Linked DNA regions of Mus musculus: region 2 is linked to region 1. Evidence: chromatin loops called from intact Hi-C (ENCODE). Cell type or tissue: heart. All regions are shown on one strand. Each heading gives the region's core, and the rest is flanking DNA. Links, peaks and the distances in the headings are about the cores only. Region 1 holds the start of Zfp719 (zinc finger protein 719). Region 2 holds the start of Klk10 (kallikrein related-peptidase 10).

Region 1 (15,861 bases), core at 3,253-11,252:
GTGTGGCGTGTCATAAGGGATCTAGGCATGTTCTGCTCGTTGGCATAAGTACCTCACAGATTTTTTTTTCTTCGTGTTGCTTATTAACTCTGTGGTTTCTCACCCATCCTGTTCACTGTGCATATTCTTCTCACCTCTTTCCTTCTCCCAGAAGTGGAATCAGAGTTTTACAGGCCTCAGCAGAAAGCATCTGAGGAGGCAGCATTCCAAACTAGTAAGGCAAGCGCAGTCACAAGGCATGGCTTGTGGTGCTCGATTTTAGAAGAACTGTGGCAAGATCCTGACCCTGCACAAAGAGATGGGCAAAACCAGATCCCACCCTGGAGTCCTGGGGCTTCCCTCAACAAGAAAACAGCGCGAGCAGATAGAGACTGTGGGTGGAAAGAGCCCGGGAAGACCACTCCCTTCGTAGCTAACCTTTTTTCTACACAAAAGGGAGCTCCAAGGTTACTTGCAAAACGTTTGAACCCTAACCTTGAAGCCAACGGTGAAGAGCAAGGCAGTGTCACAAAACAGCTGAATGGTCTTGTTACATCTGCTCACCTCCTCCCGCAAGACTCTTCTAATGCTAACTGTACAATTCTTCGTGAAACATGGAATCCGTGCAAAGGTAACCAGTGCAGAAAAGTTCCCACCCATAAACAACTGACAGAGAAAGAAGCTCATTCTCGTGAGAAACTAGATGAAGGCACGGAATGTAGAAAAGTCTTCTATGACGAATCTGCTTTCTGTAAACACCAGGCAGCTCACGCTGGAGAAGGACCTTTTGTCTGTCACAAGTGTGGGGAAGCCTTCCTCCAGAAGACAGAGTTTGCCTCCCATCAAGAAACTCACCCAGAGAAACCTTATGAGTGTCCCGACTGCGGGAAGTCATTTAGTCGAACGTCCAACCTGCAGGTCCACCATCGAATTCACACTGGAGAGAAACCTTATGAGTGTCGGGACTGTGGCAAATCATTCAATAATACATCCCAGCTGAAGGTACATTATCGGATACATACAGGGGAGAGACCTTACGTGTGTCCCGTATGTGGGAAGGCCTTCAAGCAGAAATCAATCCTCAGCACGCATGAGACAATTCACACTGGGGAGAAGCCTTACAAATGTACCGTTTGTGGGAAACTGTTCAGCTGTACGTCCCGACTGAAAGTGCACTACCAGATTCATATGAAGGAGAAACCTTATGAATGCGGTGACTGTGGAAAAGCCTTCAAGCGAAAGTCAAGCCTCACCGTTCACCAGAAGATCCATATCAGACAAACACACCACGAGTGCAGCGAGTGTGGGAAAACGTTCAACCAGAAGTCCGAGCTCAGCACTCACCAGAGACTTCACCTGGGCAAGAATTCCCACAGATGCAGCGACTGTGGGAAATCGTTCACTTACGCATCCCAACTGAAGATGCACCGTCGGGTTCACACGGGGGAGAAGCCCTACAAGTGCCGGGACTGTGGGAAGTCCTTTACGTACTCATTCACGCTGAATGTGCATCGCCGAATTCACAAGGTGGAGAAGCCTCACAAGTGCAGCATCTGTGGGAAAGCTTTGGCGTCTAAGTACCAACTGGAAGAGCATGAGCGAATTCACACAGGAGAGAAGCCTTACGTGTGTACTGAATGTGGAAAAGGCTTCCATGGTAGGTCAGGTTTCCTAAGACATCAGATTACTCACACGAGGGATAAACCTTTCGTCTGTCATAAATGTGGGAAGGCCTTCTTTCAGAGGTCACAGCTGACATCTCATCAGCAGACTCACACAGGAGAGAAGCCTTATACGTGCCATTACTGCGGGAAATCATTCAGTCACACATCCCAGCTGACGGTCCATCATCGAATTCACACAGGGGAGAGACCTTACAAATGCGACTATTGTGCGAAGTCGTTCAGCAACTCCTCCCAACTGAAAGAGCATCTCCGCATTCATACCGGGGAGACGCCTTATGCATGTTCCGAATGTGGGAAGGCCTTCAGCCGACGATCGTCCCTCAATCTACACACGAAAATTCATACTGGAGAAAAACACCATATATGTAGTGAGTGTGGGAAAGCCTTTAGTCAGAAGTCAGTACTGCGGACACATCAGAGAATACACACTGGGGAAAAGCCTTACAAATGCAGTGACTGTGGGAAGGCCCTGGCTTCAAAGGGCCAACTTCGAGATCATCAGCGGATTCACACTGGCGAGAAACCCTACATGTGCCCTGAATGTGGGAAGGGTTTCTTTGGCAGGTCGTCTTTGCATAGACATCAGATAACTCACACTAAGGAGAGACCTTTTGTCTGTCAAAAATGCGGGAAGACCTTCATCCAGAAGTCAGCACTGACGTCCCATCAGCAAATTCACACAGGCGAGAAGCCCTATGTGTGCCCTGAGTGTGGGAAGGGCTTCTACAATAAGTCATCTTTACCTAGGCATCAGATGACTCACACTAGGGGGAGATCTTTTGTCTGTCAAAAATGTGGGAAGGCATTCCTCCAGAAGTCTGTGTTGAAATGCCATCAGCGGACTCACACTTGCAAGAAGCCTTAGCAATGCCATAGGAAATTGTTCCATAATAAAACCCACTGAGGGGCCCTCATCATCCCTACATAGAAATGCAGAGAGCATCCCAACTGGATGTGCAGCACTGGGTCTAGAATGGAGAGAGACACTACTGTGTTCTGAGTGTTAAAAGGCTTTTAACAGCATGTCAGATGATAATAAATAGCAAGCAGCTCATAGTAGACACAGTTCTTTTTAGGCTCAGTTTTTGTGTGAAGCATATTTCCTCATAGTCTATAAACATATTCCTAACTGAGGTATAATCTTTAAATTACTTGAAGAGAATGTTTTAAAAGAATTTATTGGGGCTGGAGAGATGGCTTAAGAGCGCTGGCTGCTCTCCCAGAGGTCCTGAGTTCAATTCCCAACAACTACATGGTGGCTCACAACCGTCTATAATGAGATCCGATGCCCTCTTCTGGTGTGTCTGAAAGCAGCGACAGTGTACTCACATACATGAAATAAATCTTTTTTTTTAAAGGAGTTTATTGTACATTATTTCTTCTGTACTTTAAAATATCTAGATATACACTGCTTATTAATAGACACATTATTTGTGAGAGACATTTGTAATCTGATTTCCGGTTTTCATCCAAGGAGGAAACCCTAAAGCAATGGGCTGAGAAATGTTTCTCTATAGAAGATGGCAAAAGATACATTTGTTACCAGACTATAGGAAAATTTGGGGGATTTTCGTATCAACGATATTCCTATTTATTGTGGGATAATAATGTTTCTATAATGCAAGAAAGGAAACAAGATACTGTTCTCTGTCAAAAGTGTGTCTAATATGTATGTCTGGTTGCACACTTTTGTTTATATGACATCAGTACTTACATATGTGTTACCTCAGATTAGTGGGGTTTTCCTGACCAGTTTCTTCTTTTAAGAATCTAATTTGTGTTGACAGTCTATCCCCTAGTCACACCATCTTGAAACTGCACTGTCAATAATTAGTAATCTTTTCACCATATACAAGTAGCTTTTGAGATAAATCCATAAGTGAAATTCTATAGCATTCACTATTCCTTATAACTTTTCTCTTTTCATGTTAACTCATTGTACCTGTTTTCCATGTGTTCCATTTGTAATGAACTACATAGACAGACTCAACCACTCGTTATAGAATCATTGACACATAAGACAATAAATAGTGAAGTTGTGTGCATGTGTGTGTGTGCACATGCATGAGTGCCATGGCACATGTGTGGAAGTCGGAGAACTATTTATGGGAGTTTGTTCTTTATTAACAACATTCAGGTCCCAGGAATTGAACATGTGCCATTAACCATTGAGCCAGCTTGTGCCCATTATGGTTTGTTTTTTTTTTGTTTTTTGGTTTTTTTTGGTTTTTTTGTTTGTTTGTTTGTTTGGTTGATTTTTGGGGTTGTTGTTGTTGTTTTGTCTTTTTGGGTTTTTTGTTTTGTTTTGTTTTGTTTTTTGTTTTTTTGTTTTTTTTTTTTGAGACAGGATCTCAATATGTAACCTTGGGTGACCTGCAGCTTACCAGGCTGGTCTTGAACTCACAGAGACCCTAGCACAACTGAGTTGTTGTAGCCTCCAATCTACAAATATTTACTATTTGTCTCTTCACAATATATTTGACCATATGTGCTACATATATTACTATTCTCAAAATCATATTCCTGTGTAGAATCTCTTTACTTTGTTTTATAAAAACCCCATCTCTGTGTGTATTGTTTTTCTACCCTAAAATACATACCTTTGTTGGTAGCATGATATCCTGTGAGGTTGAAATCCAGAGCCAGTTGTGGCGGTACATACTTTTAACTCCAGCACTCAGAAGGCAGAGACAGACAGAACTCTGTGATCTCTAAGGCCAGCCTGATCTACACATGAGTTGCAGAACAACCTATGCTGGAGGGAGGGAGGGAGGGGGAGAGGGAGAGGGAGAGAGACCCTGTCTCAGAAAACAACAACAACAAAAACAGACAACAAAAGACTTGTGATAACCTTCTTGGAAAGGGTGAAGGGAAATAATCAGAAAAGGGGAGCCAAAGAAACAGTAACTGGGTTCAGCTGAAGCAGTAGCCTGTGCCACCCAAAGAAATCCACCTTGTGAGAACTGACAGAAACAAGCCTGAGCTTCAGTAGTCCATTCCCTATGAATCATGGTGTATTGCTTGAAAAGACCTAGACTTAAAAAAACCAAACAAGAAAAGCATGCCAATAAAGACATGGGATAAGGAACTGAGCAGAGAACTCTCTGAAGAAGACATACAGTCAATTTTTTTTAAAGCGTTTAACCTCCTTAGCTAACTTCTTACCTGCTCAGAATGGCCGTCATCAATGGACAGCAAATCTGAGGATGTGAAGAAAAGGGAGACTTTGATGACTCTTTGAGGGAATGTAGTTTGTTACAATGAAATCAGTCTGGGGTTTTGTTCTTGTGTTTAGTTTGTTTGACTTGTTTTGGTTTTGAGACAATAGACCTCACTATGCAACATTAGTGGTAGTTTCTGAAATTGAAACTACTCAATCATGTAGCTAACCTCTTCTGGATATATACCTGAAAATCTCTTTCATACCACAGAGATACTGACACATCCATGTTTACCACTACTCTTCACAATAGCAAAGAAATGGAATACGCCCAGATGTCCATCAATATAGATGGATGTATAATGAAACTATAGTATAAATGCAGTGGGATTTTATGAGTCATAAAATGAAATTTACAAGGAACTTGATTCAACTGGAAAATATGAGATGAGGTAATTCATGAAGACAATGACAACAAGTTCTCTTTCATATACAGGTACTAACTTCTGATTATATATATTTATATACGTGTGAATGTATGTGTGTATGTATGTACACACACACACACACACACACACACACACACACACACAATTGTCTCTATCAGCTCATCATTTCCATGAGTCAAGTGCTTCATCTTCCTGGTGAACTAGCAGTGGCTCAGGACACAAGATAGATGAGCATTGTTTATTGACTAAAGAGGGAAAACTATTGAAAGAAATTCCGGGCTGGGCATGGTGGCGCATGCATTTAATCCCAGCACTTCGAAGGCAGAGGCAGGGGGATTTCTGAGTTCGAGGCCAGCCTGGTCTACAAAGTGAGTTCCAGGACAGCCAAGGCTACATACCCTGTCTCGAAACAAAACAAAACAAAACAAAACAAAACAAAACAAAACAAAACAAAAAGAAATTCCGGAAGAACACGTTGGTGCCTAACTTATCATAATTTTGCTCTGTGGTGATGGATGGCTGAGTCCACTCTTTTGGGACTCCTGAGGTGTATCTTTGATGATGAAACTGTTTCCTAAATCATTATTCCTGTAGTCTGTTCTCAGTGGGAAGCTCTAGACTATGTGTGAACTGGGCATGATTGCACATTGTTGTAATCCTAGAACTTCCCTGGTATAGACAAGATCAGAGTAACTTCAAGGCCAGCCTGGTCTACATAGTTCCAGACCAGTGGTTCTCAACCTTTCTAATATTTTTCATTGCTACTTCATAACTGTAATTTTGCTACTGTTATGAATCATGATGTAAATATTTTTGGAGATAGAGGTTTGTCAAAGGGGTCATAACCCACAGGTTGAGAACCACTGTTCTAGACTGTCCAGGGCTAGAATGTGTTTAATATGGAGATAACTCACACAATTTTATACTTTATTCTTATAATGTACATTAGGTCTACTAATTTATTCACTACAGTGCTAGGTGTTTTTCCCATTTGACTAGTGTCCCTGTTTATCATTATTTCCACTGCCCACCTAGTTCTACATTATTTCTATTATGCGATTTAGAAGACATTTTACTTCTAAGTAAGAACAGGTTTCTATCCTCTGGGAACCGTGAGATGCCTCAGTATGACGTAAATGATGGCTTATCTCAGTTTCTCACCGTTGGTGTTCCATATGACTTACCTCCTGTTTCCTAATAACCCCACATAGTTTTCAATTTTTGAAAAATTAGAAAAGGCCAGTGTGGTGATACACATCTTTAATCCCAGCACTCGGGAAACAGAGGCCATGAGATGTCTGAGAGTCCAAGGCCAGAATGACCTTCATGTCCGGTTCCAAGCCAGTCAGACCAATATAGTGAGGTCATCTCAAAAATAAGAACTTCTTTCAATTCTGGTGAAAATCAAGAGAAAGTTGAAGAAAAAGAGAAACAGATTAAAAGCACTTGTTGCTCTTGCAGCTGTCCTGGATGCTATAAACTCAACATGCAGGCAAAAATACATAAAGTAAATCTAATAAAATACAGGGGAAAAAAAGGTACATTTAGGAAGATGTAATGTTACAGTGTCTTAGAATTATATACACATACAAGACGTTAATAAATCCCCTAAGCATGTGAGACAGCCTTGGACTTTCACCTATCACATTCTTGTCGGCTGTATGGAACCGTTGCGCTTTGATGCTTGCCTCTGTGTCACGGGAGTGTGGGTTCAGCCATGGCACTTTCTAGGAAGAAGTTAAAAAAAAAAAAAAAAAAATCAGAAACCACCAGATGAGCCATAATAAGTACTGGCAAGACAGACTTCCGCCAGTGGTGGTGCGCATGCGCGCCACCCAGGGCTACGTGGTAGTGAACTGAGGGAACCCTTATTCAAATCGGAAGTGGCCTAGAGTGATCACATCCGCTCAGATCTTAAAGTAGTTCGCCTCTCCTGTCGTTGCCAGGGTAGCGTGGGTGTTTGGAATCCGAACCCATGGAATTGTGGGTGTCTGTGGGCGGAAGTCTCGCAGTCCTGGCGTGCCGTGTGCAGAGCTTCTCTAAGGTGTAATGTGAGGTGAGTGGATGTGGAGCAGAGGACGCTGTGCTGCTGAGCGCCGGTTTGTGCTGAGTGATGGTTGAATCGGCCCCAGGGGGGGATGAGGTGGATAAAGTGGGGGTCGTTCGGTTCTCTTTCATTCTGTTCCTGCGGGTTTTCCGCGTCTGTATTTTGTCACTTCCCAGTATGCTGTCCTGTGGGATTTCCCACCGTCGTCCGTGAAAATTACCATGTGAGGGCATTCGGGGCAGGACTCAGTGAGTGGGCGCTGCAGCATCCGGGAGCTTCAGGGCGAGGACCTTGAGATGGCTTGTGATCCGCTCAGTCTGTGATTGGCTTAGGAGTCAGGCGATGGAGCTTGAGGCCAGTGTAGGGTGCTTTGTGAGGGCGACCGCGTCGCTTTCTGGGCTGTTTGAGTAGCTGGTAACTGGAGCCCTGGCTCCTGGTCAAACACTGGCCTTCGAGAGGAGATAAACTCCAAAGAGTAAGAGAAAACGGGGAAATGAATTTATTTACGTTTGGTCCAAACTGGAGACCCAGTGCCCTCCATCTCTGTCAGCCTAAGCAGTATTAGCAATAGAAGGCACTGCCTAGAAGCCAGGAGATGTGTTTAGGTATATTTAATGTGGTCACAGTTATCTAAGCGGGGACATAGCCTTGGGGCTGCCCTTAGGTGTTCTGGATATTTCCTTTCCCCCGTATGCAACTGAAGACAGAAGAAAGATTTAAGAAAAAACTAGTCATTTCAGTTACAATTGAAAGTTTACATAAATACTGCAGTCCTTTGCTGATGTGAGGTCTGATCGGAGGTTTGACTTGTGCCTGGGATCTGTGAATTTGGCAAGGATTGGTAATTGGCAGTTACGCAGAAAGGTGCTGCTGTAAAAAGATTGTAAGGCAGAAGCCTGGGTTCCTGCATCCAAACAGGCAAGGGCCAGCCTCATCCAGTCTGCCTACTGAAGAGACCAGTGAGGAGGAAAGGCAGGAGAGTGGAGATGTGGGTCAGCAGTGTTGGGTTCCCAGCACCCACACCACATGGTGCCTTGGAACTGCCTGGTGGGACGATTCCAGGGGATCCGTGTTCCCTTCTGGCCTCCCAGCTAATGGTGCACAGACAAAGACAGACAAAACACCCACACACGTTTCATTTTTAAATGTTTGAATAGTAAGAATAAATCTTTAAAAAAAAATTTTTTTTTCCGTTAATGTTGGGCGAGCTGCCTTCTCCAATTATTCCCCACCTCCTAAAGAAATGTTAAGGAAAAAAAGAAAAGCAGAGGTTGAGACTCCATACAGTGGTAACGTTGAGCAGGCGGAGAGGTAAAGTGACCTAGTGGCCCCATGTCTGTCTCTAGTGCACAGATTTGAGGTTAAGTTTAGAAATCAAGCTTTATGTATTAAAGTAGTGCTGCAGGTTGTGGTGGCACATGACTGTCCTGTAATCTTAGCACTCTGCACTCGGAGGCTGGAGGATGTCTACATTATGGAGGCCAGGCTGGGCATGAAGTAGGTTAGCGTTTAAGTCAGAGCTGAAGTGCTAAAGACATACATAATGCTTTTTAGTAAAAGCAGCCGTGTGTGTGTGTGTGTGTGTGTGTGTGTGTGTGTGTGTGTGTTTCATCTTTTAAAATTTATGTGTATGAGTGTCTGACCGATGGTCACCAAGGGACACCAAGTGTGTGTCTAGTGGCCATCTGCTCCCCTGGAATCAGACACAGGAGGCTGTGAGCCACATGTGCAGATAGGTGCTGAGCCTGAGGCATGCGCAAGAGCAGCAATTGCTCTTAACCACTGAGCATCTCTCCAGCCACTGTTCCTTCCTTCCCTCCTCTTGTCTCCCTCCCTCCTTCTCTCCTTCCCTCCTTACTTCCTATCTTTTGACAGGCTATTCTATGTACCCCCGGCTAGCCTGAAACTCAGTTTGTAGGCCAGTCTGACCTCAAGTGTGGCTGTGATCCACCTGCCTCTGGCGTGCCGGGATTGTAGGTCTGCAACCAAAGTTTCCAGAAACCAAAAGTTTAGTTGTCTTTGGTCTCCTCAACAATTAGTCAATATCCATCTATGTATTTTACCTAAATAGCCTATTAGTTTCCAACTAAGAATGTCATTGGAGAGCCTATGAGGCCTGTAAAGGAGGTTTTCTCACCGTGTTGTAACCTGCCTACCTAGTGGTACCACCAGGGTTCATTATTTGTTGTTATTGTTTGGGTGTGTACGTTACAGGCTTATTTGGCTATGGGTACATGTGTGTGTACAGGTGAGCGTGGAAGCCAGAAGACATCATCCCGCCTTTCACTCCAGCACTCCTACCTTACTTTTTGAGCCTGTCTGTCTGTCTGTCTGTCTGCCTGTCTCTCTCTCTCTCTCTCTCTCTCTCTCTCTCTCTCTCTCTCTCTCTGTGTGTGTGTTTGTGTGTGTGTGTGTGAGAGAGACATGTATAGGTCAAGAGGATAGCTATCAAGAGTTATTCTCTCTTTCTACCATGTGTGTCCCAGGTATCAAACTCATGTTGTCAGGCTTGTTGGCACCTTTTCCCTCCAAGGCAGTGGTTCCCAGCCTTCCTACTGCTGTGACAGTTCAGTAATAATTCCTCATGTTGTTGTAGCACAGAGAAGTGAGTACCTGCAAGGAGAGGTGGGGATGGATGGGGAAGGACGGATGAGAGAGGAATAATGAGATCAAGACAAAGTTTCTGAACAAGGTCCAAAGTGTAATTCTTAAGTCTGAGTTTAAAGGGGGAAGGAACCCATCCCCCACTTTGCCAGGATCTCATAGCTTTGCCTGGATCTCGATCTCCTCCCGAAGACAAGCTCAGCTGCTCAGCAGGTTGTGGCTTCTTGCCAGGAAGCTGCAGATGTGGCAGGACAATAGACTTCAGGCCAAGTGACCCTACCTCAAAAAAGGAAAGCAGCATCAATAATTGCTTCCAGCCTGGACTCTGTCATTTGGACCCTTGTGTTGAGAGTTATTTGGGGTTATGTGGAAACTAAGAAATTAAACACGCTAGGGAAAATTTGTGTCAGTCATAATTTCAGGATCCTGCAGCGTGCCAGTCACTGGGAGGTAGTTTGTAACCTGGCACTCCTGTATTGTCTTTAGAGGTCACTGAAAATCATTGATCTGAGTGACTACATCCAGTGTAGAGGGGTGACTCATTATAGACAAGGAAGACATGCATAGTCGGCCAGAGGGATGGTCATACCTGTAATCCTTACACTGTCTTGATAGGCGGACGGAGCAGTGGCACTATGACCTCGAGGCCATCCTGGAGTTTATAATGAGTTCTCTGTCAGCCTGTGCTACAGAATAACAAAATAAAATGGACAGAATAAGAAGGAGGACTGGTGAGATGGCTCAGCAGTTAAGAGCTCCGACTGCTCTTCCTAAGGTCCTGAGTTCAAATCCCAGCAACCACATGGTGGCTCACAACCATCTGTAATGAGATCTGACGCCCTCTTCTGGTGTGTCTGAAGACAGCTATAGTGAAATAAATAAATAATTAATTAAAAAACAGCCGGGCATTGGTGGCTCACGCCTTTAATCCCAGCACTCGGGAGGCAGAGGCACGCGGATTTCTGGGTTCGAGGCCAGCCTGGTCTACAGAGTGAGTTCCAGGACAGCCAGGGCTACACAGAGAAACCCTGTCTCAAAAAAAAAAAAAAAAAAAAAAAAAAAAAAGGAGGAAAGGGTAGGATTACAGACCAGAAGTCCTTGTGTATATACCTCATCTTTTCTGATCAAGAAGGGAATTGTGGTGGTGAGTGAGTTACAGAGATATGTTAGAAGAGATGGGCTGTGAGGTACATTAGTAAGTTTGAACAGTGCCTAGAAACAAATAAAAACTTGAACTGGGACAGTGTGTCATTTCGTATAAGTCAGATATATACTATACTGATCCTCTCTCTTTCATTTGATGACCTTAGATCATATTAAAACACCAGGTATAGTAGCCTTTGCCATACAGCTGAAAAGATTGTCCGGAAAATAAGCTAAGAGCTAGCTAATTTTTTTTTTTTTTTTTGATTCATACTTTTGACCTGGTAATCAGAAGCTAGGGGCTGATGAGCCTTATCCTGCATCAAATTCCCAATGCCAGTGACCAATACCTGCATCCTTGTTTTATGTCACCTTGCTTAATACCTTCCTGTTGTCACGGTTAAGAGGTAGAAGGGAGAGTTGGACATTTCTGGGCTTTGTCTGCTCTGCAGTGTCTACAGGATGATCTTCAGATAGAACTTTCAACTCTTCATGGGCTAATAAATTTTGAGTGAGTGATAATATGGTCATTGACTTTCCAGGGCTTTCTGATATCTTTGCAGACCTCTGGGTGAGGCTAAGCCATTCATGCCGCCAATTTTCTCAACATAACCAAGTTGGCCTCTGCCCCACAACTCTACAAGAATCGTCCACATGCTGACCTATCTTCAGAATCCTGAGAAAATTAGAGAGAGACCAAGAGTAGAAACCACAGAGGACATGCCTACTGATATGAATTTCTGCCAGATGCCCCAGCAGTTGGGAGCAGAGGAGCAGGATGGATTGTGTGAGGTGAGGAGAGATGCTCCAAGTTCAACTTTTCCTCGCTAGATTGTAGACACTGGAAGCAGAAGATGGGACTCCTTTTCCTAAGACAACCTTGATTCTCCAGCTAAGAGTGAAATGCAGAGGGCTGAAACCCCAGCCTTTCCTCATCTTTTCATGACACATTCATTGTGCTGCTTTTTAGATTTAGATTTATCTCCCCGTCTATGACTCCCTGGGGAATCCTGTTCCTATTCAGCCCAAAGGACTGGCAGGACAAAAAAGTAGGTGCATCCAAGTCTAGCTTAGTGAAGCAGAGACTTTGTGTGTATATATTAATTATCGTAACAACTGTGAAGTACAACCCTCAGGGGCACGGGGATCTCGAGCAGCTGCATCACCCGTCCCTGTGACAGCCTTCCCCAGCTGTGTGTCCCCTTACACATTTATGTAACATGAAAGATTGGCCTCTAGAACCTCTCCTCCCTCCCTCCAAAAGGGAATGGTTCAGTGCCAAGGTAACAGCTACACAGCATTCTCTTTACCACACACGCAGACAAGTCCCTGAGTCTTTTGGCTTTCTCGCCCAGCTCATAGATACACATTGGCTCCTCAGAGCTGAGTATCTTAATTTAATATATGTTTTTTTATGTGTAGGATGTTTTGCCTGCTTGTATAGCCGTGTACCGAGTGCATACAGTTCTCACAGAGGCCAGAAGAGGGCATCGAATCCCCTGGAACTGGAATTAATAGCCAGTTGTGAACTGCCATGTGGGTGTTGGGAATTGAACCCAGATCTCTGAAAGCCAGTGCTCTTCACTGAACCCTCTCTTTAGTTTTAAGCTGAGTATCTTAAAGTAATAATTTAGATATGTTAGGCTAAATAAAATATGCTATTAAGTTGGTTTCATCTGAGTATAATATGACTGCTAGAAATTTTGAGATGACTTTGTGACTCCCATTGTATTCGCTTTGGAGATCTCTGCTCTAGAGAATGATCGTACTCCAATTTTATTTTATTCTTGCAGTATGCTTCACAGTGATGACAGGCCTGCACTGTCGTATCCTGCCAGGTTCACATCATGCTGGTCATCTCACTGGCTTCAGGTGTCATCATCCCAAAGTCCTACCTTTGTGGAGACTGGGCAGTGCTTCTCTTGTGTAGTTTAGCAGCCATTTTCAAAGAGGGAAGTGCTATAGTAGTAACTGCCCTTCAGAAGGCTGCATCCATGTCTTAGGTGCTTCTAAAGGCAGATCCCTTTACCATCACATTGAGTGGCACACGTTGGATGCTATAAGACCAGCCTTTTACATTTGAAGATCTTCATGTCCCTGCAATTAATTACTTAAGTGACAGTCCGTAGCTCAAAGTTGAAAACTCCACATCCCCTTCACCCACCGCCCTTCACCCTCCACCCACCACCCTTCACCCTCCTTGTGATTGGGATGACAGCTAGTTTGTAGACGTTATGGCTGTCACTGTCCCCTCCTACTCAGAACTCTCTGCCACTCCCTAAGCATGGCTTTCCCTACTGTCCACCTCCATCCTAGTTCCTCCATCCTAGAGTATGCTCGTCCACATCCCAATTCAAACGCCACACTTCCCGTCTAAGGGGCTGTACTCTCATTATCATGACAGCCATTCCCAGGTGTGTGCCTACCTTGCTCTTCCCAACAACTTGCTTTGTATATATTTCTAAAAATATTCTTTATAGCCCCATATGGGTCTTTATATTGCTATTTGGCAAGCCTGAGTGTCTTTCAGAGTAAAAACTCATATAGTGTTGAATCCCAGGGACCCAGCCCAGCTATAGACAAGAATAATGTGGCTTAATAAATTGTCATGCTGTTTAATCTTGGATAGAGAATGAAAAAGGATCCATTTCTGGCCTCCTGGTATGGGGATGATAGTGTTTAATAGATGGCAAGTTATTTTTTTATATATTGTTTTCATCTATGTCCCAAAATACAGTGGGGAAATAGGTGTTTTGTAGAAAGCTTAAAGCATAATATAAGGGGTGAGGGTAACTGAAAACACGTGTTCTGCTTGTCAATGTTAATTTACAATGATTATATTATTACAGAGATTGGTGTCCTTTGATGATGTGACTGTGGACTTCAGCCAGGAGGAGTGGCAGCACCTGGACTCCGCCCAGAGACGCCTGTACCAGGACGTGATGCTGGAGATCTACAGCCACCTCTTGTCAGTGGGTGAGCATGGCTGGCCTGGGGAGCTAAGATCTGGGCCTACTTTCCTTATTTCTCTTTTCCAAACATGGTGGAATATCAAGTCTTTTATGAATTTTTTTCCTTCTTTTGTCTTGATGTTTCACTCCTTTTTGGTTATTTTCATGTGTTGCTTTGTGCTGCCAATAATGAGTTTGACTCAAGGAGCTGTAAGACTGATTTCCCAAGGTTTTTTGTTTTTGTTTTTGTTTTTGTTTTTTTTTCCGAGACAGGGTTTCTCTGTGTAGCCCTGGCTGTCCTGGAACTCACTCTGTAGACCAGGCTGACCTCGAACTCAGAAATCCACCTGCCTCTGCCTCCCAAGTGCTGGGATTGAAGGCGTGTGCCACCGCTGCCTGGCGATTTCCCAAGTTTTATTTTGACTTCTACATACATGCCATGGTATGTATAACACATGCGAGTGCATATATATACTCACACACACACACACATATCCATAATAAATGTGGCGTGTATGTGTATTAAGGTTTCTTGTGTCCATATACCATATGTATGCAGTGCCTGTGGAGACCAGAAGAAGGCATCAGATTCCTTTGAACTGTAGTTACAGTTTAGCTGCCATGTGGATGCTGGGAACCAAATCTAAGTCATCAGCAAGAGCAACAAATGGTCTTTTTTTTTTTTAATTTCTTCTTCTCTCCTATATTACATCCCTACTATAGTCCCCCCTTTCTTCCCTCCCCACCCTCCCGTCCTCCCACCTCCTTAGTTTATCTTAGTTTGTGTTTTATTGCTGTGAAGAGACATCATGACTACAGCAACTCTTTTAAAGGACAACATTTAATTTGGGGCTGGCTTACAGTTTCAGGTTTAGTCCATGATCATCAAGCCAGGAAGCATGACAATATGCAGGCAGACACGGTGCTGGAGGAGCCAAGAGTTCTACATCTTGATCAGAAGACAGCAAGTAGGGGCCATCTTCCTCAGGCAGCCAGGAAAAGACTAGATTCCACACTGGGCAGAGCCTGAGCATAGGAGACCTCAAAGCCCACCTACACAGTTACTCACTTTGTCCAACAAGACCACACCTCCTTCAATAAGGCCGTACTTCCTAATAGTGCTACTCCCTATGGCCAAGCATTCAAACATGTGAATCTGTGGGAGCCAAACCTATTCAAACTACCTTACCCCTTTTCCCTAGATCCACTCCACCATTTTACTCCAGAAAAGAACAGGTCTGCCAGGGATATCAACCAAGCATGGCATAACAACTTACAGTAAAACTAGGCACATCCCCTCATATCAAGGCTGGATGAGGGTCCTAAAAGCAGGCAAGAGTGAGAAACAGCCCCAGCTCACACTGTTAGGAGCCACACAAGAACACCTACCTACACAACCATAACATTTGAAGGGGACCTAGGTCAGACCTACACAGGTTTCCAGATTTTTGGTTGTCTCTGAGTCCTGTTAGTTGGTTCTGTAGGCTGTGTTCTTGTGGTGTCCTAGACCCCTCTTGTCTCCTTCAGTCCTTCCTCTCTGTTTTCTGCACAATTCTCCAAGCTTTGCCTAATGTTTGGCCGTGGGTCTCTACATCGAGACTCTGGTCTACGAGTATAGCAGAATATCAGTAAGCATCATTTTGTTGCCTTTGTTGTTTTGTTTTGTTTATTTGTTTATTTGGTTGGTTGGTTGGTTGGTTGGTTGGGTTGGGTTGGGTTGGGTTGGGTTGGTTTGGTTTAGATTGGTTCTATCCTAGGCCTCAGGGCTATCCAGCCTCTGGTTCCTGGCCCTCCGGGCAGTGTCAGGTGGGGTCTCCCTTTTGTGGTTTGGTTCTCAAGTTGG
Region 2 (15,861 bases), core at 3,533-11,532, 200 kb after region 1:
TTCCCAGTTGTGGGGCTCCCAGTTGTGGAACAAGCCAGGTTCTCATGTAAAGAAAAAGAAAAATATTCTCTAAGATTTTCTCCCGGGGTCTTCCTTCTCCGAGCAGCTCAACCTGAGTGAGCCAGGAGCCTTGCCCAACAAAGCCCCTCCCAGCTGTTTTGTTGTTCTCAATATCCAGGAAGCTGCTAGCCTAGATCCAAGCCACTCTGGAAGCACAAGGCTTTTCTTACAGGCTTGGGGATTGGTGTGAGAACCAGGAGGTTCCCCTGGGGGAAGGAGGCAGGTAGTCAGAGAAGCAGAGAGACCCAACAGGTGAAGGAAAGAAGAAAACCCAAAAGCCAGCATTCTGATCGCCTCTTAAAGTGATTAGACCTCCCTCCTTGTCCCCAGGGGAACCTGGCGCCCGCCCTGCCCTACTCCAGGCCAGGATGATTCTCCGACTCATTGCACTTGCTCTGGTAACAGGTACGGTGGGGCTTAGAGGGAAGGGGGGCTCCCTATTCTACTTCTAAGGCCCCCCAGCTACAGTGACACCTGCTTGGAGATCACCCCCATGAAGTAGTCTGAGCTATACCAGGCATAATCAAGTGGGACTAAGAGGAGGAATGGGGGTGGGGGTTGGGTCCCCTCAAAATCTTAGGACAGCCACTAATGACCTGGAAGTATAGTCTTATGCCAGCACGTGACAGCTAAGAATGAGAACAGCTATTCTTTTGCTTACTTTCATTTCTGGGGTCTCTCTACCAGCCTACCCCCTCTTATGCTTGTACTTCATCTTTTGCCCCCTTCAGGGCACGTAGGGGGAGAGACGAGGATCATCAAGGGTTATGAGTGCAGGCCTCACTCACAGCCATGGCAGGTGGCCCTCTTTCAGAAGACACGGCTTCTCTGTGGGGCAACCCTCATCGCCCCCAAATGGCTCCTGACAGCAGCCCACTGCCGCAAGCCGTGGGTGCGGGGGCTGGGGCGGGGCTGGGCGGGGCTGGGAGGGGGCTGGAGATGGAGAGATGAATGGAGAGAGGGGCTGGGTCCAGAGAGAACGTGTGGGGGTGGCAGCAGTGGGTGGAGGGGTTGGGGATGGTGTGGTGTTAGCATGGATGATCAGACTGGAGAGGGTAAAGTAGCATTAGTGTGTATGACGGAGGCCTGGTTGGTATGAAGATAGAGGGTTTGGGGATGGAGTGGCATTAGTTTGTATGATGGGGATCTAGTTGAGTTGATGACAAAGGAATGAGGTGGTCTTAGAATAGATGATGGCCTTAGTCAGGATGAGGATGAAGGAGCGAGTGATGGTAGATGGGTCTGGGTGTTCACAAGGCACAATTCATCATCTCTCCCTCCCCACCCCTGCCCTGTCCCCCTACCTTTCTACCTCTGACCACATCTCTCCCACCTCAGCCATTACGTGATCCTCCTTGGAGAGCACAATCTAGAGAAGACAGACGGCTGTGAGCAGAGGCGGATGGCCACTGAGTCCTTCCCCCACCCCGACTTCAACAACAGCCTCCCCAACAAAGACCACCGGAATGACATAATGCTTGTGAAGATGTCGTCTCCCGTCTTCTTTACCCGAGCTGTGCAGCCACTCACCCTGTCCCCACACTGTGTCGCTGCAGGCACCAGCTGCCTCATTTCTGGATGGGGCACCACGTCCAGCCCCCAGTGTAGGGGCTCCTGAGGGAACCGTGATCCGGGTGGGAGATGGGGAAAGGAGACCAGATGAATCTTCAGAGAGAAAGATCAGAGTCACTCAAGAGGCATGGTGATCTGGAGCAGTCAGGAGAGGGATGAGCTAAAAGGAAGATGAGAAATTCTGAGGGACTCACTTTTGGGCCTCAAGACTGAGACAGGTGTGAGGCAGGTGTGAGACAGGTGTGAGGCAGGTGTGAGACAGGTGTGAGACAGGTGTGAGACAGGTGTGAGACAGGTGTGCGGCAGGTGTGATTCCCAAATCTATAACTTTCTAGTTGTGGGATCTAAAGCAGGTGGCTTTACCTCTCTGAACCTTGGTTTTTTTTTTTTTTTCCTAAAAAGAATAATCATATCTACCTACCACAGTGGGGTCAGAGGTAATGCACAGAGAACAAGTAGTAGGAAGAATTTACTCAATGCATTGCTGTTGCAACAGTTACAAGCATAGAGATGGGTTCAGGGCAAGGATTGTCCCAGGTGCTGGCTACTGTGGTGGGGTTGGAAAACCAGGTGACCACTGCTCACACCCTTCACTGCTGTCCCCACAGTGCGCCTGCCTCATTCCTTGCGATGTGCCAATGTCTCCATCATCGAACACAAGGAGTGTGAGAAGGCCTACCCGGGCAACATCACAGACACCATGCTGTGCGCCAGTGTTCGGAAAGAGGGCAAGGACTCCTGTCAGGTCAGCAGGCAGGGGCTGGATCTCCAGCCACATACCCATTGCAACCTCCATCATCTTTACTGACATCCCCAGTCAGCCCTGATCACAACCATATCCAACCCTGCCTCCCCATGTTCACCCTCCTCTCCAACTCTGCCACCCATGAAGAACCTCTGGGCCCTGACCCCATTTATATTCTCACCCAGAATCCCACCTTCATCCCACCCAGCCTCTCACCATCAATCTCTTCCTTCACCTGCCCACCACCCTCACTACCGTCCTCACCCCCTCCCAACCACCCCACTCAACTCTAACAGGTTGTGTCTCCTCTCATGCCAGGGTGACTCTGGAGGCCCCCTGGTCTGCAACGGATCTCTTCAAGGCATCATCTCCTGGGGTCAGGACCCATGTGCCGTCACCAGAAAGCCTGGTGTCTATACAAAAGTCTGCAAATACTTTAACTGGATCCACGAGGTTATGAGGAACAATTAGAGGGGACCTGCTTCCCACCACCCAACCCCTCCAACCTCTTCTTAATGCTTTGACTTCTCTTCATTCTGCCCTAAGAAGTCCTCAGCTGGGACCCTGGCATGTACTCTCTCCGACCCACCATGAGTATAGTATAGGGATGCTCTAACTTGATGATCGACCTGGGGCCTGGAATCAAATCCTGACTTGAACTAAATTGTGACTCTGGACATGATCACCACTGGTTTTGTTTGTTTGGTTGTTTTTTGTTTTGTTTTGTTTTGTTCCCAGCTTTGAAGACAGTCCCTGGCATATCCCAGGGTTTCAATAAATATTTGTTAAATGATAAATGATTCTGTTGAGTGTCAACTGCATATTAGTCCTGACCATACAGAGGGTGTTTAAATGTCATATGGGTATGAGAGTTTGCCTGTATATTCGTTTGTCTGACATGCACCTGCCTGTCTGAGGAGCTCAGAGGAGGGGTCAGATCCCCAGCCACTGTGAGTGCTGGGAACCAAACCCTGGTCCTCAGCAAGAGCAGCAAGTCCTATGAACCACAGAACATCTCTCCAGCCCCCCAAAGATCTTTTAAATGTTACTAAGCAACTGAATGCTCACAAGCCCCTTGGAGATTGGTCCTATTTTTCTACCCACTTTTGCAGACCATGAAAGTGGGCACAGACAGATGAAGGTGCATGCTCACAACCACCCAGCTGAGACCTGAAGGGTTTAAAAGCCCAATGACTCTTAATTATCAACGCAATGCCACATTAACATTAATGCTCAGTTTGTTTTCTTTTTATGTTACTTTAAAAAAATTTTTTTTAGTTTTAGTTTATTTTTGTTTTCCATTTATTTACTCATTCTTTTTTTAGGGGTGGGCAGGGAGAGGCACACGCCATGGTGCACAGGTGGAAGTCAGAGAGCAAATTGCAGGAGTCCATTCTCTCCTTCCACCATGTGGGGGACCAAGGATCACAGGCAGGTTGTTAGGCAAGCACCGGTACCCACCAAGCCATCTTGCTGGCCAGGCAGAAAGAACTCACTCAGTTCTTCTCTCTCTACATGAGAAGTTGCACATGCAAAAGTGTGATCGCAGTGAGTGCGGTCCGCATGCACAGAGTAAGAGGTAGTAAAAGAGGCTACCATCATTTTCCAACTGCCAGATTCAGTTCACTGAGGTCAGCGTTGCCTGGTCTCTGCTAGCCAAAATGAAGCCAAAGGACACAAAAACAGAAAGGAAATTCCTGTCACCTTTAACACATTTTGAATGCTCTGTAGCTCCAAGTAGCTGGTGGCTGGTACAACATAGTCACTGTAGCAAAAATCTGGACAGGACTGAGTCAAGCAACCTCTGAAGTTAACACAGACAAGATGCCTCAGAAAACACAGACGTTCTGTTCAGCTCTTGAGGAGAGATCCCTAGAACTAGAGAGAATCGTTTCTAGTTGTTAGGCGGACTTGCTTGCTGTGTGACCTCTTATGAGTCACAGCCCTCTCCGAGCCTCCCATTCCTCACCCAAAATGAGGGTGTCAGCCAAGGTGATGTGGCCTGTTCCTTAATGTGATTCACTAGCTCGTGTCACCTGAAGACACACAGGGAGGGTGCACGATGCTCACACACAGGCTTAGGGCAAAGCTGCAGCTTCCCACCCCCACCCTCTCAGCACATGCTGAGACACAAGGAGCCTACTGTTTCTTGGTTTACACACTTGGGAATTTGTCTGTGTCCTTCCCACTCTTTCCTTCTGCCTACTTGAACTCTTCCCACCTCCCTCTTCTTCCTCATTCTGGCTCCTGCCAGAGCAGACCTTGCCCCCTCTTCGTTTCCCCTCTCTGTCACTCACCATCTCATCGACGTAAGCCCCCCCCCCATCTTCCCACCACACCTGAGAACACTTCTCAGAAAGAGGGCATAGGGGAACCCCCAAGAAAGCTAGCTCCAGAAGGTGTTCTTGTCACTGCCAGAAGCCTGTATTCCAGGGCCCCTCCCTGAGCAGGAATCTGGGGCCCTGGTTGAATGCCAGCCCCACCCACGTTATAATTAGGGAGAGGGAAAGAGAGGGAGTGAAGCCCTAAGGGGAAGGGTGGGGGGGAGGAAGCTTCCGGGATCTTGAGGGTTAAAAGGGAAGGTCTGCCCAGGGGTCCCTGGTCAGAGGACTGTTTGCAGCCCACACTGCAGGGCAAGAGCCACTTCTGAGTCTCCTTTCTTCTTACTGGCGACTCCCAGGTGAAGCGGGTTGCACCCCACCCTATTGGGGTGGATGGCGAGAGGATGGGTGGAGACCCTCGGGCAACGGGCAGGAACTCTTTCATAGCCCTGATTTCCCTGCAGCATGGGGAAGTCCCTCAGCTCTGAGGTTAGGAAGAGGTTCCCACGGGCTCTGAGCAGGACCCCAACCCACCCACGAAGGAGTATGGACCTGGAGCTCAGTGTGGCTGGTGGCCAAGAAAGGCTGGGTGCACAAATTGGTCCCCTCTGGAGGATCGAGGACTGGAGTTCTGGGGGCCTTTGGAGTGAACCTCATTGAAGTGGTTCAGATGCGCTGAGGCAGGGGGTCTTGACCGATCATCTGTTTTAGGCCTCCACTCCAGCCTCTGCAAGCCAAGTATCAGCTATGAGGGTCCCGCTTCTTCACCTCTCCACTGCCTCTGGCTCCTGGTCCCTGGTGAAGCTTCTGCTGCCGCTACTGATGGTGCAACTCTGGGGTGAGCCTGGGGCCGGGGGCGACAGGAGGGAAGGGCCAGGACCGGAGGTGGAGGGAATGTTGCCACTGCAACCGTAGTCAGCTCGCCTTCCTGGGGGCCTGGCACCCACATAGACATCCCAAGCAGGATCCACCCTCAGGTGGGCTCTGACCCCAGATACCGCACCCAACTGTTAGGAGAACCCAGCCCCTTCGCCCCATCAGCTTCTCCACCTCTCTGCCTCTCCTACCTCGCCTCTTAGCCTCTCCTGCCTTCTCCTCACCTCTTGCAGACCCGTTGCATCCCTCCCTCTTCCTAAAGGAGGTGCTACAGTACCCCTAACCTGTGTGTTGGAGCAACTTCCCATCCTTGGACTAGACTTACCTTTCCCTCTTGCACACCCCTTCTCATTTGTCTAGCACTTCTCGGCGCTCTGGCCCCATTTCTTGCTGTCCCACCTTGTCCCTGTCTCCTCCTCGCTGCCACATTAGCTCCTCACTGGCCCACTGTGTCTCCTGTCTTCTGCTTCTCATTGCCCCATTGTGCGTTCTGTCTCCTGCTCCATATTGCCTCCACCGTGTTGACTGTTGCCTTTACCTTCCCTTTGTATTCTGCCTTCTTGTTTTTTTGTTTTTGTTTCGTTTTTTGTTTTTGTTTGTTTGTTTTTTTCGAGACAGGGTTTCTCTGTGTAGCCCTGGCTGTCCTGGAACTCACTTTGTAGACCAGGCTCGAACTCAGAATTCTGCCTTCTTACTGCTCACTGTGTCTCTGCCCTTCTGTACCCCCTGTCTGCCCCCTTACCTATCACACTCCCTCTGCACAGTGCTCTGCCTAGGCTCGCATCTGGTCTCAGCCCGGTAGGTTAGATCCCTGCCTTTCCTGCACATTGCCTCACCGCCCCCCATCCTACCCCCACTCCAGTCTCAGCCCTGGGGTGTCTTAGTCCCATTCTATTCTAACCCCTCTTGCCCTTTCACGCCTCAGTAACTGGTTCGCAGAGTTCTCTAATTTTCCCACGGCTTACTACTCAGCTGCGCCCCCTAGAGGCCCATCCTGTGACGTGCTGTATTAACCCGGAACCGTGACTTGGCTGGGCGAAACCTGATCCCCCTGTCCCGCTTCTCTATCCAGCGGCGCAGGCTCTGCTGCTCCCGGGAAACGCCACGCGCGTGGACCTCGAGGCCTCCGGCGCCCAGTGCGAGCGTGACTATCATCCCTGGCAGGTCTCCCTCTTCCATAACCTCCAGTTCCAATGTGCGGGTGTCCTGGTGGACCAGAACTGGGTGCTCACGGCCGCACATTGCTGGAGAAATAAGTAAGGAACCACTCAGAAGTAGCAATGTAGTAGTGGGGAGGATGGGGCCCAGGCACTCTCTCGGCTTTGGTTAGGTTAAGGGTGGCAGCCATTCTACAAGAGAGGCAGGATCCAAGCTGCAACGCCAGGGCGGGGCGCTGTGAGTCCATCGCACCTGTCCATAGAAGCCAGCCAGGGCATGTTGTATTTAAGACCTGTAGTCTCCTCATATGCCTGCAACGCAGGGACAAAGGACCAGGTGACACGAAGATGAAAGGAGAGACGGGCATACTAAAGAGTAGTAGTCAGCCTTCAACCCTCAAACTCTTACTCTCCTCCCTCAGACCCAGGGTTTCAGTCCTGAGCCCTCCTCCTTCAGACCCAGGAGTCCAGTCTCCAGCCTCTTCCCTCAGTCCCAGGGGACCAGCCCCAGCTACTCTCCCAGACCCTCTGATCTCAGGATCCCACTTCACTTCCTCACCCTCTGACCCAAGGACTAGGGTTAGGCTCTGTCTCCATGAAGGTTTTGCCTTCATCAGGCTACTCTTCCTCCCCCAGGCCACTGAGAGCTCGAGTTGGCGATGACCACTTGCTGCTTTTCCAGAAGGAGCAACTGCGGTCCACGAGTTCACCTGTTTTCCACCCCAAGTATCAGGCTTGCTCAGGCCCCATCCTGCCACATCGCTCAGATGAACACGACCTCATGATGCTGAAACTGAGCAGTCCTGTAATGCTGACGTCCAACGTGCATCCCGTGCAACTGCCCTTCCGCTGCTCTCAGCCAGGGCAAGAGTGTCAGGTCTCAGGCTGGGGGACCTCAGCCAGCCGAAGAGGCAAGAACTGGGCTGGACTCCTGGGTCCAAAGGGCTGAGTGAGAGCTAGACCCTAGATCTGAGGGAGGATGGCTGAAACCTGGGTGTCTACGTCCGAGGGAAGAGGCTAGAATATGAACTCTGGCTCAGGGGACTGCAGAGGTTGGGGTTGGATTCTTGGATCTAAGATTAGAGAGATGGAGTTTGTAAGATTAGAGAGATGGAGTTTGTAGTCCTGGATCTGGGGAAGAGGGCTGGAGTCCAGACACCTCGATGTGAGGTCAGAGAGCTGGGACACGGACCTCTGGGTATAAGAGAGGAAGGTCGTGGCTAGACTCCCAGGTTGGGGGAAGAGAGCTGAGGTCTGACATCTCGGTTTGAGGAGAAGGCTCAGATCTAGACCCCTGGATCTGAGAGAAGAGGCTGGGGCTGGCACCCTGGGTCCCAGGGAGGAGGCCGAGGGAGGATCACGAGGGTTTGAATTTCTGTGCCTAAGGGTGGAGGGGTGGGGTTAGGTTCCCTGGGTATGTAGGAAGGCTTGGGGCTGGATTCCGGGGTCTGGAAGAGAGGGCTAACTGGTCTCCCTGTGACTGCCCTGTTCTCAGTGAAGTACAATAGGAGCCTGAGCTGTTCCAAGGTAACTCTCCTTAGCCAGAAGCAGTGTGAGACCTTCTACCCAGGTGTGATCACCAACAGCATGATTTGTGCTGAGGCAGACGGAAACCAAGACTCTTGCCAGGTAAGGACAGATCAGCAAGCAAGTCTGTCTCCTGGACTGGGTGGGGGGCACTAAGACACTGAAAGAGTTGTCTCTGCTTTTCCTCCCTTCCTCCCCAATCCACAGCCCTCCCTACTCTTTACCCCGTTTCTCAACCCACTCCCTTAATCTGCTTTTCACCCTGCCAACCCCCATCTCTTGATCCCTCTCAGTCTTCTCACCTTGGATGAGCCAATTCCAGCTGCAAACCTATCACATCTCCATTGTCACCTCCCAATTTGACCCCCACGCCCCATGCCACCATCACCTCTGTGTGTATCTCCTTACCACCCCAACTTCTAACATCTCTCCAGCCCCATCCCAGGGTCTTCCGTATCCTAACCCAACAATAGCCCTCCAGGCAGCTCTTTCCTCATGGTACCTCCTTCCTCCCATCTGCAGAGTGACTCCGGTGGCCCCCTGGTGTGTGATGACACCCTGCATGGCGTCCTCTCGTGGGGCATTTACCCATGTGGTGCTGCCCAGCACCCATCTGTCTACTCAGAGATCTGCAAATACACCCCCTGGATCCGAAGAGTCATTCGTTTCAAATGACCGTCTGCCCCTCTCCTCCTCTCATGCCCACCCACCCCTCTTCCTTCATCCCTTGTCCACTCCTGTTCTCTGCTCACAAATGCAGAAAATGGTGGCTGAGAAAGTTCTAGTACCCCAAGGAAGCTAGCAGTCCCCAAGTCTCTAAGAAAAGTTACCTGTCATTCAACCTCTACCTCCCTCCTCTGTGTGACTGGGACAAGCCTGGTACTCTCTCTGAGCCTTGGTTTCCTTGTCTGTAAAATGGGGACAATGAATTGTCTACCTCTTACATATGTTGTATGGAGACCATGATGGAATATGTGTGTGTGTGTATGTGTGTGTTTATGGTCACTGACACAGGAACATGAACACCATCTGGTTATCACTGATTAAACACTACCAAATCTGACCTCCAATGTGTGTGCCTCTGTCTGGGATCAGAGCCAATGAGTGCACAGAGGGCAGCCTTCAGATGTGTCAGCAGCAAAGAAGAGTCTGGCTCCACACTGCCACCCAGAGCACCCTCAGAGTCCTTTCATGTTTTCAGGACCTCAGTTCTGGTAAAACTGGATCTCATGATGATACAGTGTGCAGCAGAGTGGGAGGCTTTTGGTTTTGTTTTTTTAAAATCACATGTATTTTGTGTATGTGCATGTCTGCATGCAGACATGCTCGCAGCATGGAACATGTGTGGAGATCAAAAGCAGTTAGTTCTTTCTTTCTACCCCAGAGTCTGAACTCAAGTCATCTGGTCCAACAGTGAACACCTTTACCCACTGAGCAGTCTTTACAGATCTTCTCAATTTACAAAAGCATATATTTATTTATGTGAACGAATGTGAGCACATGATGCATAGATGTCAGAGGGCAGACCCTCAGTTCTTCCGTTCTAGGGATTGAGTCCAGGATGTCAGGCTTGGCGGTGCCTTCACCAGCTCAGTCATCTTATTTGCCCAAGTTGGAGTTTATTGCAAGAAATTAGCATAGGTTTTAAGCGTGAGGGTTAAAAGAAAGAGAAAGCAGGATATATCTAAAAGCGTGTGTGTGTGTGTGTGTGTGTGTGTGTGTGTGTGTGTGTATGTAGAACAGAGAACAATTTGTGAGTCAGTTCTCTCCTTCCACTGTGTGGATCCCAGGGATTGTACTCAGGTCGTAGGCTTACCAGCTTGTGATTTTACCCACGGAGCCGCCTCCTATCCCAGGAGTGTGGGCTTCTCAAAGAACCAGCTCATAGGTTTTCACAATAGTCAGAATGGGGTTCTCAATGGGGTTTGAAGTAAGCATCAGATGGATGTCTGGTTATATCATTGTAATTGTGCCATTACATCTAAATGAGATTGCAGGGTGGCTTCTGGGGTCATCTGGTGGGACCACAGCAGAGATGGTGCAACTCCAGATCAGGTCAGGAGGGCTTGGGAAGGTAGTTAGCTACAATGCTGACAGTTAGCAGTCTCATCTCTGAGGGAGCCCAAAAATTCCTAGGAGAGGAGTGAGGCCCAACCCAGGTCAGATACGTTTTGTGCTGCAAATTGTTCTCTGACCATCACATGAACACTGTGGCGTGCATGTGCAGGAGTACACACAAACAAACGTCAAAGAGATAAAGGTCTGGAGAGATGTCTCAGCAGTTGAGAGTGCGGACTGCTCTGCCAAGGGACCTGGAATCAACTCCTAGCATCCACGCAGCAGCTCACCACCAGCTGAAACTCCAGCGGCAGGAGCTCTCATGTTCTATTCTGGCTTCCGGGCATATTCATGCAGGCAAAACAATAATACACATAAAATTGCAAATATTTAAAGTATGGGCTGATGTCTTAGTTAAGATTTCTATTGCTGCAACAAAATCCCATGGCCAAAAAGCAAGCTGGGGAGAAAGAGATTTATTTGGCTTATACTAACATATCACTGTTCATCACTGGAGGAACTCAGGACAGGAACTCAAACAGGGCAGGAACCTGCAGGCAGGAACTGATGCAGAGGCCATGGAGGGGTGCTACTTACTGGCTTGCTCAACCTGCTCTCTTATAGAACCCAAGACCACCAGCCCAGGGATGACCCCACCCACAGTGGGCTGGGCCCTCCCCATCAATGACTAATTAAGGAAATGCCTTACAGCTGTATCTCGTGGAGGTGTTCCCTCAACGGAGGCTCCTCCCTCTATGATGACTCTAGTTTGTGTCAAATTGACACAAAACCAGCCAGTACAGCTGGAGAGATGGCTCAGTGGTTAAGAGTGTGCACTGCTCCTACAAGAGGAACCTGAATTTGGTTTCCAGCACACGAGGGGTCAGATGTCTCAGGCTTTCTCAGGCACCTGCACTTACATCCGTGTACCCATCTACAGACATGTACAAATGTACATGATTTTAAAACAATAAATAAACAAAAACTCAGTATGATTGACTGTGCTGGAATCCCTGACTCTCAGCTAGTGAGACACTTTAGCTAGACTTTGAAGCAAAGAATCCCTCTTCTGCCATTTTCCTTTCCTGCCTTACCCCCAGCCCACCCACAGGCCTGATGGAAAAATCAGATTCTCCATTCCTCCTAACCTCCCAGAAGGGTCTTTTAACCACTTCCTCTTCCCCTCCCACTAGGTCTCATTTCTGGGTCCACCCAACACCAGTTCTTCCTGTCCTGGCAGGAACCAGCCTGACCTTGGATCACCTGACACACTCCCTGCCTCCCTTGGGGCCCTGGAATTCGAGGGTCTGGTGCAGCATCCATGCCCACTCCCAGTTACAGCAGAAAGCACCCACTGCTAAACTCACCAAAGAGCCTTCCCGTGGACTTTAGAAAACAAAACAAAACAAAAAAAAACAAAAAACAAACAAACTGTGCTGTATGCTAAGGGCTTTCAGGGTTTTGTCAGAGAGAGGTTATTTTCCCCATCTTGATATGATCTGTGGGTAAATGTATATGTTTCAAAATACAAACATTCAAAACATTTGGATGGACCCAGATGAATTTCACAAGTTTCAGATGAAATGTAAATGTGTTTGAGCATCCTGACTTACCTTAGACCCAAATAAAGGGAACACAGAAATCTTTATAGAGGGGCATTTAGTTTAGGTCTTAAAGGATGAATAAGAGTTCACCAGAAAAAGGATACAGAGAAAAGTGTTCACTTATTCAATCAGCACAATTTCCCCTTTCAAACACCAATTAATTGAGTCTCTGTTATACGCCAGGCCCAGAGCCCACAGAATGTTGAACATAGAATCTGACTCACAGCTCCCTTCTGTCAGCTCTGTCCCTACCCCACACCATTAGCATACGCAGGAAATGTCAGTCCAATGTGTCATCTGAGGATCCAAAGCACAGTAAGTAGGGTCTTGCAGACGGGCTTCATATTTGGAAGTAATTCATCCACATCCTCTGCCAAGTCCCAGAGATGACTCTAACCAAACCCTACCCCTAGGAAGCTGCTCATCAGGTCTGGGAGACAGGCTAGTCTCACATTCCTGACATTCAGGTCTCTGTGAGGTCACCTCCTCCATGAGGCCTCCTGGATTGCCCTAGACAAACTGTCTTATGCTGTTTGGCTCTCTCTCTCTCTCTCTCTCTCTCTCTCTCTCTCTCTCTCTCTCTCTCTCTCCCTTCCTCCTCCCCTCCCTCTCCCTCTCTCTTATTTTTTGTTTTTTTTATTAATCACTTTATTAGTTTACATTTCAAATGATATCCCCCTTCCCGGTTACCCCTCCACAGACCCCATTTCCTCTGTGACACCTGTGACAGCAGCTGTTGTACCATGTGTGTTTTTATTTGATAACATCCTTCTCGTCCTACATTACTTCAACCCCCCACCTTGAAACAGAGATACCTGCTAGATTAGACTCATGCATATTATATGAGATCATAGAAACAAGCTTATTTAAGTCCAGGCTTTTGAGGCTGGAGATGGCTCAGTGCTCAAGAACATTGGAGGAGCACAGAGAACCCAGGCCCAACCCCAGTTATAGCTCACAACCATCTCTAACTCCAGTTCCAAGGGGACCAATGCCTTCCTCTGATATCTGCAGATACCAGGTAATATGAGTCCATACATCCAGGTAAAAGTTCACGTACATAGAATCCTAGAATCTAAATATTTTTTATATCACTCAAATGATTGGGCTGGAGTGATAGATGGCTCAGTGTATACAAGAGCTTGTGGCCAAGCATGATGACCTGAGTTTGATCCCCACAGCCCGCATAGTGGAAAGGAGAGAAGTGACTCCCACAAGTTGTCCTTTGACCTCCACACACGTTCTGTATCATGCCCACATACAATAATGTAATTTTTACAAGGTAGCTGCTGGAGGATAGAGAGACAGCTCGGCAGTTAAAAAGCTCTTGAGAACTGCAGTAAAGGCCCAGCATGAGCAAACTTGTAACACATGAACAAAATAAATATTTTTTTTTAAGGATAGCTATTAACATGGACTTTTTAAAAGATCTCTTTTATTTTTATTTAATGTTATGAGTGTGCATACACTCAGATACCAGAAGAGGGCATTAGATCTCCGGGATCTGGAGCTTTAACTCACAATACAGGCTACTGTGAGCTACTGATGTGGCTGTTGAGAACTGAAATGCACCCCCCCTCCCCCCCACACACACACCCCACTCTGGAAGAGCAACAAGTGCTCTTTCCCACTGATGCATCCCCCTGATGGACCCTAAATGTACTCTTAAAGCAGGTCCTGTGGTCCTTAGCACATAGTGTCTCCTTTCAGCTCTCAGGGACATTCACCATATCTGCACGAAGAGTAATTGTACCCTTGGCTGGCAAGCACTTGAAGACTGTGCAGGGCTCGGGGGCGGGTGGGGGTGGTGAGAAGACAGTTTGTTGAATATTCACAAAACAGGCACTTTTTGTTTGGTATGTGTATGTATTCATGTGTGTGTGTGTGTGCATGTGGAGGCCAAAGGTCAGATCATCTTTGTCCCTCTATTGCTGCCCACCCTTTCTTCTTTTTGCAAATATCATTCTTTAACTTTTTATTTTTATAATTTATTTATGTATTTAGTATGTATGTGCACTTTGCTGTATGTGTATTTGAAAACTTTGTACATGTGGAAGGAGGCCAGCAGAGAGCAATGGATCAGATCTCCTGGAACTGGAGTCTCAGTTCTGAGCCACCATGTCGTTGCTAGGAATTGAACTGGGGTCCTCTGGAAGAGCAGCCAGTGCCTTTAACCCCCAAGCCATCATCTCAGCTCCTCTACCTCTTCTTATTATGCCTTATTATTTTTAATTTGTGTGTGATTGGGGCTGAGAGCTATTCATGCCACAGTGTACAGGTAGAGGTTAAAGGACAACTTATAAAAATCAATTCCTTCTTTCTTCCCACGTGGGTCCTGGGGACCAAATTCAGGTCAAGCTTGGCAGCAGCCTCCCTTACCCACTGAGCTTTCTTGTTGCTCCTTAGCTTTTGAGACAGAGCCTTTCACTAAACCTGGACCTCACAGATTGGCTAAGCTGGCTTGCCAGCAAGCCCCAGGATCTGCCTGTCATCAGCTCGAGTGCTGGGACTAAAAGAACATGAACCACTGTGCCTGTTTGTTATTTGTTTGTTTGTTGTTGGTAGTGGTGTTGGTGGTGGGGTGTGTGTACATGTGTGTTTGTGTGTGCACGCATGTATGTGTGTATGAGTGTGTGTGTGTTTTAAACAGGGGCTCTGGTAATTGAACTCAGGTCCTCAGGTTTGCACAGTAACTACCTTACCCACTGAACCATCTCCCCAAGCACTCTGATGAGAATAATACCTGCCCATTAGTGCCATCTGCTCCCTCCCTGCAGCTCTGGTTAGCACTTCCATTTAACAGCCCCAGCAACTAAGTCACACATCTAACCTTTACCCCCAAGAGAATTGGGCATAGTTGGTCCAGCTCATACTTCAACATCAGAGAGAAGGGGTGTTCCAGGGAGCAGATCTCAACTTGATCCTCAGGCTTGGGCATCAGAAAGTGGACATGAGGGCCAACTCAGCCTTGGCCTGAAGAAATCACTGAGAGCATGTCAGCAGAGAGCAATGGGTTCTGAAGATGAGTAAGAGTTTATCAGAACAAGAAGGATGTGGAGAAAGACACTCATTCAGTCATTGACATCTTTGGAGGACTCCAGAGAGCCCCACCCAGAACAGGGTGATATTGGGGACAGGGATGAGTCAGACCTAGGCTGGGCTCTCCCAGGGGATTCACCCCATGCTGGGAGGGAGACACATGAACAATGGGCAAAATAGAAGTGGGGGAGATGGGCAAGACCAATATAGCAGGTGTGAAGTTCTGAGAGGGTGGCTGAGGACAGAGGGTGGCCGAGGACAGACGGGAGGCGTGGAGAGAGATGGGCTTGATTCCAGAACCCGTGAGCACCTGAGCTCTTGGGGAACTATGGGGAAGGGGACAGGTTATGACAAGAGTAGTTTAATCCAGATAGGACCAGATTTCTCAACACCACAGGAGTGCTTGAGGGAAGGACCTCTGATCATGATCTCAGAACAGGTTTGGTTTGGAGGAGAAAGCTTCATGCTCATTAAGACATATATATATATATACATATACATATATATTCTGTCTCTCTGTCTCTCTGCTTCTCTGTCTATCTGTCTCTGCCCTCCTTCCCTTCCTCTTCCTCTTCCACTTCCTCTTCCTTCTCCTCCCTGTTCCCCTCCTCCTCCAAGCCATAGAGCATTTTGAATCCAGATCTCGAAGCCTGAGGCCATGGGATGCAAACTCCACCCTCGTAAGGCTCTGACAAAAACTCTCCAAGGCTCAGCACCCTTCCCCCATTTAGCCAATTCTGCTGAGCTAGGAGGCCCCGTGGAGAGTCCCCTGGGCCCCCTCCCCTTCCAGAGGACCCTGTCATAAGGCCTTCTGCCTCCCCCGGGGACATTTCCCAACTCTGATTAATCACAGGGCGGCCCCAACGGAGGAGGAAGGAAGATCTCTATGGCTTACCATAAAG

What was found. Hi-C counts contacts between places; a loop is a spot of excess contacts. Peaks named below come from ENCODE experiments on the same cell type or tissue, not always from the same donor. Only the 100,000 strongest peaks of a DNase experiment are listed, where the experiment ranks them.
Region 2: a loop joins it to region 1, with 2.1 times the contacts of the local background. A loop is called at or near these places in 2 of 42 quality-filtered maps.

What each region holds. Positions count from the first base shown.
Region 1 is chr7:43,572,438-43,588,298 of GRCm38, forward strand. It overlaps Zfp719 (zinc finger protein 719), which reads left to right and starts at 7,149. Exons shown (of 4, transcript NM_172482.1): 1 at 7,149-7,329; 2 at 11,631-11,859; 3 at 13,917-14,043. The coding sequence starts at 11,722. Zfp658 (zinc finger protein 658) reads left to right here. Exons shown (of 5, transcript NM_001008549.2): 5 at 152-3,024. The coding sequence ends at 2,529. In heart, for the core only: no CTCF peak of the experiment used is centred there; DNase peaks (open chromatin) are centred at 7,184 and 7,604; H3K4me3 peaks cover 1,931 bases; H3K27ac peaks cover 1,752 bases.
Region 2 is chr7:43,776,090-43,791,950 of GRCm38, forward strand. Klk10 (kallikrein related-peptidase 10) reads left to right here and starts at 4,965. Exons shown (of 6, transcript NM_133712.2): 1 at 4,965-5,057; 2 at 5,410-5,536; 3 at 6,647-6,830; 4 at 7,368-7,642; 5 at 8,227-8,360; 6 at 8,781-9,321. The coding sequence starts at 5,446. The coding sequence ends at 8,933. It overlaps Klk11 (kallikrein related-peptidase 11), which reads left to right and starts at 240. Exons shown (of 5, transcript NM_019974.2): 1 at 240-465; 2 at 792-948; 3 at 1,399-1,664; 4 at 2,241-2,377; 5 at 2,696-3,174. The coding sequence starts at 429. The coding sequence ends at 2,848. Klk9 (kallikrein related-peptidase 9) reads left to right here and starts at 15,802. Exons shown (of 5, transcript NM_028660.3): 1 at 15,802-15,861. In heart, for the core only: CTCF peaks have their summits at 6,561 (motif pointing left) and 9,427; a DNase peak (open chromatin) is centred at 6,562; H3K4me3 peaks cover 755 bases; H3K27ac peaks cover 385 bases; H3K27me3 peaks cover 2,750 bases.